2 separate regions of the Mus musculus genome follow, and region 1 is linked to region 2. Evidence: chromatin loops called from intact Hi-C (ENCODE). Cell type or tissue: left cerebral cortex. All regions are shown on one strand. Links, peaks and the distances in the headings refer to the core of each region. The heading gives the core; the rest is flanking DNA.

Evidence for each region. Peaks named below come from ENCODE experiments on the same cell type or tissue, not always from the same donor. Only the 100,000 strongest peaks of a DNase experiment are listed, where the experiment ranks them.
Region 1: a loop joins it to region 2, with 4 times the contacts of the local background. A loop is called at or near these places in 9 of 42 quality-filtered maps.

What each region holds. Positions count from the first base shown.
Region 1 is chr7:67,547,901-67,550,400 of GRCm38, forward strand. All of the region lies in intron 6 of Lrrc28 (leucine rich repeat containing 28), which reads right to left. Among named protein-coding and RNA genes, the nearest start is that of Gm23233, 22 kb to the right of the region's middle. In left cerebral cortex, for the core only: a CTCF peak has its summit at 1,529; DNase peaks (open chromatin) are centred at 941 and 1,559.
Region 2 is chr7:67,366,979-67,375,685 of GRCm38, forward strand. Mef2a (myocyte enhancer factor 2A) reads right to left here and starts at 5,880. Exons shown (of 11, transcript NM_001291195.1): 1 at 5,735-5,880. In left cerebral cortex, for the core only: no CTCF peak of the experiment used is centred there; DNase peaks (open chromatin) are centred at 4,796 and 5,164; H3K4me3 peaks cover 2,130 bases; H3K27ac peaks cover 1,184 bases.

The DNA.
Region 1 (2,500 bases), core at 1-2,500, 180 kb after region 2:
ATTAACTAATCAATATCACATTCCAGTAACAACAGAAAAGGCCTCAGAAATCCACTAAAATACCTGTTTTCTCACAATTTCTATGACAAAGGCTTTTAAACACAAGCGGAAATTTATGGAGTTTAAGACATAGAAAACTTTTAAAATAAAAACTTCATTAATAAATTATAAATGGGCTACTCACAAGTACCACATGAGTTTAATTCTAGTACTTGGGAGGCAGAGGCAGGTGGATTTCTAAGAGTTCGAGGCCAACATGAGCACGTTCTCAAAAATACAACTCCAAAATGCTAAATGGTCTATAGTCTCATATGTGCCTTTCTGAGCCCCCAAGTAGCTCAAGGAAGTCAAAGCGGAGGAGGTCCTGGCTTGGACTGGAGCCGCAGTAAGGCACAGAGCAAATTAATAATTAGGAAAGGAGAGTAGATTAGAGTCAGACAGCTTGGGCTTGAACCTTCATTCTTCTGCTTACTAGATACGTGGCCTTAGGATCTCATCGGTGTAATGGGGGAACTAAAACTATCTCCTAAGTTTGGGAAGAATGGCTAGGTTTATAAATGTGTGACGCAGGATTCTTGGAACAGAGCCTTCTCTAGTATATGACAGGTATTATTTTCATTATTATTAGTAAGTGACACACTGGGAAGTGTGGCCAATTAACAGAGAACTTTCTTTGGCATGCAGCAAGGGTACCAACCCTTTTCTATCCTTTAATTGCAAGGAACGAGCTGGAGGCTACGGCCTCTGGAGATGATGATTCATCCCTTCAAGCCAAGGACACAAAATGGGACACGACAGAGGAAGCACTTCTCTGCTCTAATATACCACAAAAGCCTCTGTGCAAATTAGATGAGGTGCCATGCAGACATCACACCACAAAGTTAAATACATACCGACACTTGCTACTTCTCCTTACACGCCTCCTCTCCTTGCTTTATGGGGAAAGATGACTAGTTAATGACTCAGAAATACTATTTGGCTACATTTCATCTTAGGGGGATCTGGCTGGCACTCCCAGAGCACTTTCGAATTCATTACATGTGCCCTAGCAGTATATACTATCTTGTGCTATAGCTGAATCAGCTGTGTTAAAGCCTATTACATGTTAATGCCACTTAATATTTCCAAGTAGTACAATCTGAGGAGGGAGGGAATGCAGGAAAGGGAGGGAAGAAAGAGGGAGAGAGGAAGAGAGGGAGAGGGAGCAAGCAATGACCTGCTCTTAGTGTGTTTGGAGTCAGGACTGCGACTGCATCCTGGCTTCCCACAGGGTAGCTGGTTCCTGCTTCCCTGATTCAGTCTCTTCCTTTGCTGTATGATAAGGATGACAATGTAATAGCTCACGGATTTGTGACTTCATGAAGCTGGTGTATATGGGGCCAAGCTTGATCGCACAGTAACAGGTGCTCAGCACACCCTGACCATTTATCTTGCTCTTCTGAGTGTAAAGAGATCAGAAAAGGAGTGTAGATCCTGAGGAGAGCCCGGCGGCTGTTTTAGCTGACACAGCACAGCCTGCTGGTCAGGGTGAGAAAGCTCCTTGTTTGGCAAGGTCCCAGCTGAGAGAGCTAGGCTCTGGCTGCCTCAGGAAAGCACGCTTTTAGCCAGCCAGAATATAGTCTGCTGCCAAAACTCCCAAGCCCAGAGGACTAGCAGTTTAAATAAATGAGCCTGAAATACGAGAATCTGCTGCATGGAAAAGCTTTGAGTCTTTTTTTATATTGTTTTACCCAGACTAACCTGAAATTCACTAAGCAGCTCAGGCTGGTGACAACTCATGACAATTCTCCTGCTTCAGCCCCTCAACTGCTAGGATTATAGTTATGAGCCCCTGTGTTTGGTTCTTACATTCTCTCTCTCATATATATACATATATATGTATATATATGTATATATGTATATATATGTGTGTGTATATATGTACATATATGTATATACACACACCTATATGAATGTAAATAAATAACACTACATATATGTTGTTTAGATTATTTAAGTGTATGAAGTTTATGTATGCATTTGTACCATGTCATGCCTGTTCTTATGGAGATCAGAAGACGGCATTGGATTCCCTGGAAGTTTATGAGTCACAGATGGCTATGAACCACTACATGGGTGCTGAGAATTGGATCCAGATCCTCTGCAAGAGCATAAGTGCTCTAAGCCATTGTACCATCACTCTGGCCCCTGGTTTCTTCGTACGTAATACAGAAACTCTTCACTAAATGATAGACTTTAGAAGAGACTACTTACCTACTAGTCAGTAAAGGTTTATTTTCTTCTGATTAATATTATTTACTTATATTATTTCACCAATACTACATGCTAAATAAAGATCATAAAAGAACATTCAAAAAACAAACAGAAAACCCTTCTTCTACCCAGGAAGCAGAAGCAGGTTGATCTCTCAGTTTAAGGCCAGACTGGTCAACATGGTGAGTTCTTGGACAACCAGGGCCATGCAAAGAGACCTTGTCTCAAAAAACTAAAATCAAACACA
Region 2 (8,707 bases), core at 3,428-5,927:
GAGAGAGAGAGACAAGACAAGACAGGGAGGGAGGGCAGGCGGCGGGCCAGGCAGTGGTGGCACACGCCTTTTATCCTAGCACTCAGGAAGCAGATGCAGGAGGATCTCTGTGAGTTCGAGGCCAAACTGATCTACAGAGGAAGTTCCAGGAGACCCAAGGCTATTTCACAGAGAAACCATGTCTCAAAAAACAAAAAGATAAGCAAACAAAAGCAGGCTGAGCAAGCCGTGGACAGCAAGACAGTAAACATTCCTCTGTGGTTTCTACGTCAGTTCCTGCCTCCAAATTCCACCTTGAGTTCCAAGCACTTGAGGGATGAAACCTGGAGGATCAGGAACTCAAGGTCATCCTCCGAGACATAGCAAGTTCAAGACCAGTCTCAGTTTGTCTCAAAAATGAGGGAGCAGGTGTGAAGGTGGTGAGAGAGCTCACAGGAGGCTACTGGAGTAAATTACGTAAAAGACTGTAACTTAGACTGAAAAGGCAATGAGACTAAAATATGTGATGAAAATAAATTGTGAAGAACAGGACTTGTGGGTGAATTAGATTTGAGAATGAACAAGAATATTATGTTTCTGGCTTGAATGAAGTAATGTACTAAAATAGAGAAGACCAATAGAAATACAAGATAGTGGAAGAAAGAGGTGGAGGAGATAAGAAGGAGGAAGAGGAGGAAGAGGGAAAAAGGAAAAATGAGTAACGGAGAGGAAAATCTGGCTCTTTTTCAGCTATTTTACGTTTAAGATTCTAAATGGATGTCTAAGTAGACAGCAAGCTCAAGAGAACTCTAAGCTAGAAAGTTAGTAAGTAGGAGTCATCACCTTGAAAACACATGGTTATTTCAGTGAAGAGCACACAGCTTGTCTAGGCTAAGGCAGAGAAACCAAAGGTTAATGGCTGAGGTGTATCTAGAAAGTCTGATGGAAGAATCTTATTAGGTAAGCCATTGACTAACAACTGCAGCCACAGTAGCAGAAAAATAACAGTGCAGGGTAAATTACTGCATGCTATAAAATCAGTCATTCTATTAACACTCACACATCTTACTGAATCCTCTCAACTCTATGTAGTCGATGTTATGTTTCATACTTTATACAATGAATGAGCTTCAAACATACAGAGGACTAAGTAGACTGCTTCTTTTCACTTAACCTTCTGACTTTAAAAGGCAATCTCTTATCCTTGCCTTACAGCCCTCTACTGATCCTTCACACACCTTCTAAGTTTTTGTTTCTGTTTTTGGTTTTAAACAACTGGCATACAAGTGTAGCAATGGTTCTGTCATTAAATGTACTCACTGCTCTTGCAGAGGGGAACTGTTCCTATCCACAGCATCCACATGGTGGCCTACACCAATTCCAGAGGATCCAACACCCTCTTCAACCTCTGAGGATACATGTGCTATACATACATACGCAGCCAAAGTACACATAAAATAAATTTTTAAAAAGAGAGAACTTGCATATTCTGAAATTTAGAAATACATTCCAATCTTACATAGTAGATAAACTTCTGGGAGTAAGGACCAAAGGTGAAACAGGCAAATACAACATTATGCAATGCCAGACAGAGTAACTTGTTTTCAGTACGTGCACATTGCAAGCTATCTTAATAGGTCAAATAGAAAGTAAGTCTTTGCTCAAAGAGTCATATCTCAAACTAACCCAAGCCACAGCTGCATATGCAACTGCTGGTCACAAAACAAGGGAAAAGAGCAGCTCCCATAACACAAACTCACCATCCATTACTGAAAGCATTCCTCAAAGCCTCAAACTTTTACAGGTTTTTTTTAATCTACAAAGTCTGTATTTCTGCTTAGAAAAGAAAACTAGCATTAATTTGAAACAGCCATTAAAAGATGTGTGTGCTTTGAAGGCTGATGTGGTCATGGTAGAGAGCACCTGACTGAAAGGTGTGCCTTGACTGGTATTTGCTAGAAAAGTGATTAATGTCTGATTTTCACCAATGTTAGAAAAGTGCTCTCTGCCACAGTCATCAGCAGCACGCTTGTGGTGCATATACAAACATGTATGCAAATATGTAAAATAAGAATAAACCAAGAATAACACCAAGTGTTAGTGTTCGTAAATTATCTACTACTATACAACATTATATAAACAATGGTATTCCATCCTAATGTTTTAAATTTAGATACTTGTGATTTTATCTTCAGTTACCATTAAGACACCCTACATTAAATTAAATGCAATATTTATCAATTAGGTTCAGTTAATACAAATATTGCTAAAATCTATAAAAATTAATATAAAAGTATCTATTAAATAATGCCAGTACAGATCTTATGCTGTAATGTAATACTTTCTAATTAACAAATGAGCTTACACTATTTAATTATAGTAAACTGGAAGAGGGTGCACTTATCACTGGTACACAGATAAATATAGATGAAGTCATTTAGCTTCACAGACCAGGAAAATGAAGACTGAAAAATTTATAGGTTACTTACTAATGAAAAGCTATTTTAAGTATATTTATTTCAGGTAGGTTGAACAAATACTTTTTTTCTGGTTTCAAATGCTAAAGACCACATGTTGAAAAGAGCTCTCACAACTAATACAAGACTTAATTCACTGAAGAATTAGAAAATTACTTATATTTAATCTAATTTAAAACAAAATTAAGGGAGACTGAGACTAGAAGCAAGTCACAATTGCAGATCAAAAACCTAAAGTAAACTAGTCCAGTGAACACTGTACAGATGATCTGAGTGTGAGCTGACATTGGCACTGGCATAGTTTATCCAAATCCACACATGAGCATTCTCCAGACCAAGTCCTTTGTGACACAGCGCATTCTCACGCTAGCTTACATACAAGACGGTTATGGGAAAGACCCATGGAAGCAGGAAGGAAGGAGCAGTCGGGGTAACATGCTCTCTTGTACATCAAGGCTCAGCAGTGAGCTATGAACTCATCTCATTTAAATTCTACTGCCATGGGACAGGTGGCACAACTCTTTTCCATTTTATCAATGTTATTTCATTAATTTTGTCAGTAGTAAGGTTAGCATCTAAAATCAAGACCTGACCAAAAAAAAAAAAAAAAAAAAAAAATCAAACAATCTTTCTTCAAGGTTTGCAAATCAGAATCCTTTCATATTATCTATCTTATAAAGTCATTCAATTTCCCTATTTACTCTTCTTTAACTACTTTAACTGGAAAAAAAAATCACATCTCGATTTATAAAGACCACATTTACAAACCTTTTTAATCCTGGGGAAAGGCACTAGTGATCATCTTCAATACACAAAGCAGTATTCTCACTGCCCCTTCAGTGTTAAAAAGCTTGGCACTAGACTTTGTAACATTCCTATGAACCTTGAGCTTATCTTTCTAGGGGGAGTATGTTATAAGACACAATGTTTGAAATTTAAATGCCTCAGAAAATCCATGATTTCATCACTAAGTGTTACAATGAAATCCTCTTCTTACCAGACTAAAAGATGCAAGAGGAAAACTGAGGGTTTCCCAAACAGACTGTCAAGCATGCTACTTCCCCAAAACAAATCTGACTGTATGTAGACCCTCCCAAATCAGAAGACAGTCTACTAAGACTTAACTACACTAGCAAACTTCACCTTCACTATAAAGCTGGAAAAAAAAAAAAAAAACAATCAGCATTTGAAACAACCCAACATTTAAAAAACTTTATTTCCAATTACATTTACCAAAACCAAAATAAAAACTAAAACAAAAAGCCCTTTGTTATTTACCTGTTGTGAAAACATAAAAACTATATAGAGAATTAAATTATTCTCAAGGCATAATTCAACATGCTGACATTACAATCATTTTTAAGCCTCAGAAAGCTATCCCTTTCTCTGATCACTAGCTCTTCAATTTAAAATCTTATAGGATGAGTTAAGTGCAATTTTACCTTCATGAAAGACTATGATCTTATGTGTAGCAACAGTATGAACTGAAGGAAATGGGTAAGTACAGTTGAATTTAGAGATCACCATTCTTCACAAACACTGTTTTAATACATGAATATCTCAGGAAACCTTCTTACAACAAGAATTATTAATATATAGTCTGTAAGCAAGCAAATAGCCTGTTTAAGCTTTTCAAAGTGTTTTCACGATTTTAACATTATCCTCTCAACTTTTGTAACAAGAATTAAAGTAAAAGTAATTCCAACTCAATTAATGGACAACAAATACTAATTGTATTGTCTTATACAACATACAGATATGTCTCAGTAAACATTCCATTTGTATAATATTACATTTACTATAATTTAAATCATCTTTAAGGGAACATGTCTCCCTAAAAGTTGCCGTTTACAAGACAAAATAGAGATCTCCAAAAATACACAAAAACAAAACTAAAGTGTATATACAAATGTCATAAAAGCATTGTTACTTCATCCTCATTTCCTAAATTCACAGGAAAAGAAATGTCATTTTAGTGTGTTTTAAAACACACACACACACACACACTACTTTGTTTACCTTTTCCTCAGACTGTCCAAGTACTGCCAAGGTAACATAGATTTTAAAACTGACAACTAGACTACTTAGCAGTTGCCAAAACAACGCAGCTGGATTCTTAAAGGGAAAGTACTCTTGTGTAATATACACCTAATTACTGCTTTACAGAACCTCACTGTCATACAGTAATGGATGTTTCAAGAAAGACATAAGAGAAACACGATGCGCTGCGCTACAAACTTGAAAACTGTTATACAATATTAGTTTTAAAATAGTTGTCAACACATCGCAGCAGGTCTTTCTAATTTCAATTTCTGGAATCCCAATTTCACAGTAAACATACAGGTTAGCGCGACGGTGTAGTCAGTCTACACTCCGTTGCCTTCTGGATCATGATGACAGGGGCTTCAGAGCTCAGGGACCTATTTAAGGTCCGAGTGAGCAAGAATTTGATAGTTACACTTTTCCAGGGGGAGGGGGGAAATGCTAATTCAGAAAACGCTCACCTTTCCCAAACTTGTCTGCAATATCACTGATCTTTAATCCTCAACCGCCCAAAAACAGATGACATCGAACCCAAAGGCAAAGTTTCCATCTCACCCTGAGACCTAAGGCGGGATCTACCCGATTGCAAGGAGCGGGTCCCTTCTGCAGCCCCGACTCCCAAGACCTTTTCCCCGCACCCGCAGGTGCTCGAACCCGGCCACCGCCCGGGCCAGGTCCAGACACACAACCTAACGCCGATATCCCCACGGGAGAGTTCGACCCCCTACCTCCCGCCCCAGTGAACCAACCTTCCCCCCGAAGCAGAAGTGGGGGAACTTTAAGTGCGACCACAGGGCCGGACGCCCCCCGCACTGGCGGTTTACGGAGCGGGGAGACCCCGAGATCCGCGACGCTGGAGGAATGGACCGAGTGGCTCCGCGGCCCCCTGGGAACTCCGTCAACTTTCAGGGAGGAGCGGGGCGGCGCGGCTGGGGGCCCCAGAGGTGGCGCGCACAGGGAGGCGGCTCGCGACAGTCCCCCCCGCGGGCCCCCGCCGCCGCGCCCGCAGCCCCCCGGGCTCGCCCCAGGGCACCCCGCCCCCACCGCACGGGGCCGCGCCCCTCCGCTCTCCCGAGGGCCCGGCCGCCCCACGCCCAGCCTCGCCCCGGCGCCCGGAGCCGCGCGGGCACCCCTCCTCGGCCTCGCAGCCCCTCCGTGGTAGTGCCCCCCACTCCCAGCGCGGCCCGACCCCCTTCCCAGCCGCCGCCACATCCCCGCCGCCCGCGGCCCCTCACCGAGTCTCCGCTACTGCCGGCGGGCGCGCACACGCCGCAGCCCCGGCCCGGCCCGCCACAGCACTCCGCGCCGCCCGGAGCCGCCTCCTTCAGCCCGGGACTCGCCGGGACATCCGCGCACGGATCCCCACACCGGGGCTATTTTTAGGAGTCAGGCCTCGGCCAGGCCGGAACTCGTTCTTCGCGGCGCGCGTGCGCACTGCGAGGACGTCTTGGTGTCCCTCCGCGGGCCTCGCCTCTCCCTTCCTCTCGGCTTCCTCTCTTTCTTCTCTCCCGGGCTCTCCTTTTAGGGTATATTTCTGCTCTCGGTGGGTCCTGAAGGGTTTGTCATGGACAAGACGAGGGACTAGTCAGAGAGAGCCGCGCCTTCTCAACAGCTAGCGCTGTGGCACAAGGACAAGAGGGGCGGACTATGTTTTTCCGGGTGGGTGAGGCGACAGATCACCCGGCACAGGAAGGAGATGACGGCTGCTTGGCGCCGGGGCTGCAGCCTGGAGCGCGCTTCCCTCTTTGAAGGACCGTGTTCTCCTGGAAGGGATACTGGTCACTTGATGAGGGCCTGGGCGTGGCGGGCCGGTGGCGTCGCGCCCCCGCCGCCTCCTGGTCCAGCCCGGGCCCACGGCTCCGGTGACGCGGCGCGTGACTAGTCCCCGCGCTTGGTCCGTGACCACAGCCGAGAGGCCCGACCCGGCGGGACGGCCCAGACGCCCTGTGCGGTGCTCGGGACCGAGGCCAGCTCCCCGCCCTCGTGTGCGCCGGGCCTGCCCAAACCTCGGCTCGCCACGCCCTCACTGTGGTCGGGGCCACACCTGTGTCCAGGCCTGGACAGCTGCTGGGTCACCCCCGCCGGGCCAGCAGTTGGATGCTGTCCCTGGCCACCCAATCCCAGCAGGGGCTTGGAAAGCAGAAACACCTTGAGAATGAGGCAACCTGCCTATTTGGGCTACTAATACTAGCTAGTATGGATTAGTGGTAAACTGTATCTCACTTAGTACTCACATCGCAGTGAAGTTCACCTCATTTTCTGTTCCCATTCGGCAGATAAGAAAGGAAAACTGAGAACCACTCTGACCACGCAGGGTCACACAGCGTCAGAGAAGGGCCATAAGGATCTGAATTCCTAACTACTCGACGAACTGATTTTTCTGAGGGGAAAAGATGTCTTTGAGACAGCACTTGTATTTTGTTAACTTACTGATTTTGTCCAGAGAAGGCTTATGGGGGTGACTCTCTGCTGGTCCTCACCCCCAAAAGTTGCTACCGCTGTAGAGGTAATAAGAATGTGATGGCTGGTATCCGAACCCAGAGCTGCCCATGCAATGGGCACAAACCCTCATTCGAAAATGAGAGGCTCAATTCTGTGGTTAGGGCTTTAAAACAAGTCTTTGGGGGTGGGTGAGCAGATGTGCGGAGGAACTGGGAAGTTACAAAGGAAGCTGGAGGCTCTCTGGCTTCCTCCCTCAAGGACAACAAGGCAATGTGCTGGAGAGAGGCTGACACAAAGGCAGTACAGAGATACGAGATTACCAGACACTGGAAAATAAGCCCAGGGCTTCTACTCAGGGCCTCGCTTCAGTGTTCAGGGGAGTTTGGTGGAGGGGGGTGGCAGGGAGCTGTTATCTTCCCCTCTAGCCTGTCAGGCCCTTTGAGAGGAAAAGGCCTGTGCCCAGGCTGCAGGGAGGATTTTAAAACACACTAATTCTGGTGTAAAGCAGCAAGGTATGAGGAAAGGCACGAGTGTTATCCCACCAGAAGCCGCAGCAGCTGTATTCAACTGTTCTACTCCAAGAGAATGGCTGTTCTGGTGATTTCCACTAAAACTAAAGGTAAAGGAGAGTGAAGACTAGGCCCTTCTCACCAGCTTTTCACCCTGAGAGAGAGGGAAGGACAAAGAGGACAAATTGTTTCAGAAGACATTTGACTCTCTCATAGCTCCCCCATCCCTGCCTTCTGTTTGCAGTCCTCCTGGAACACAGGAGACTCAACTCCAGCCTGTCCACCCATCCCATCGCCTAATGCTTTTGGTCACCCTAGAAGCCAGGCAGAGGACTTGGCCATAAGTGCAGCCAAGGGAAAAGGCTGTTTGCACAGTTTTAGAGAGAACCCTTTTTCTCAGCATCTGCATCACAATATCATTGCCTAAGAATTAGGAGTGATCAGAGGATAAAAAGAGAGAGGGAAGAAGGAGGGGAAGGAAGAGAAGACAGCTGTTGGAAGATATATTACCAAAGCACACTCAACTGTTACTTATAGTTAAAATAAGTGTTTGGGGGAAGGCGTTGAAGCATCTGCACCTGAAGTCCAGTGCCCAGCAACTTCCCAGTGCTCAGCTTGGCGTGGACCATATGCCCAGCATGGCTGTGTGCTGCTGACTCCAAAGGAACGACTGAGGAGCAGCACGTTGTCCTCCTATTCTGTCTGGCCTCCTTAAAGCCCCAGTGAGCGGGCTGCAGGGACTCAGCATTGCTCTGGCACTGGGCCTGAGTGAAGAACAGCCCTTCTTTCTACAAAGAGGCTGCCAGGTCACAGCAAGGATCCAGCTTAAAACACGATACAGCTTCTCTCTTGGTGACCTTGAAAAGGACTTCTTCCTAGGACACAGCACAGGAGTAACTAAAGGAAAGGTCATTAGGGAAGACTTCTTAGAGGAGGCCATGCCCACAGTAAATCTAAAACACTTGATGGGATGCACAGGGACCCTCTGCTTAGCTCTTAGTATGGATGGAAAAGAAACAGGATCCCTGATCACCAGGGCAGCCTCTTCTTGCCTGTTACCTAACTGTCCCCACTCAGAACCCCCAATGGCTGCTTTGTGCACATCAGCCTGTTCCCCCATCTGGAGGGTAAGCCTTTCCCTACCTGGTCCAACTCTGACGAGGCACCATTTTGTACTATGGCCCTTCTCTAAGTTAGTGCATGAGTACTTAGGGGCCTCTTGTACGTGGCACAAGAGAGGATCCATCCATGGCTGAC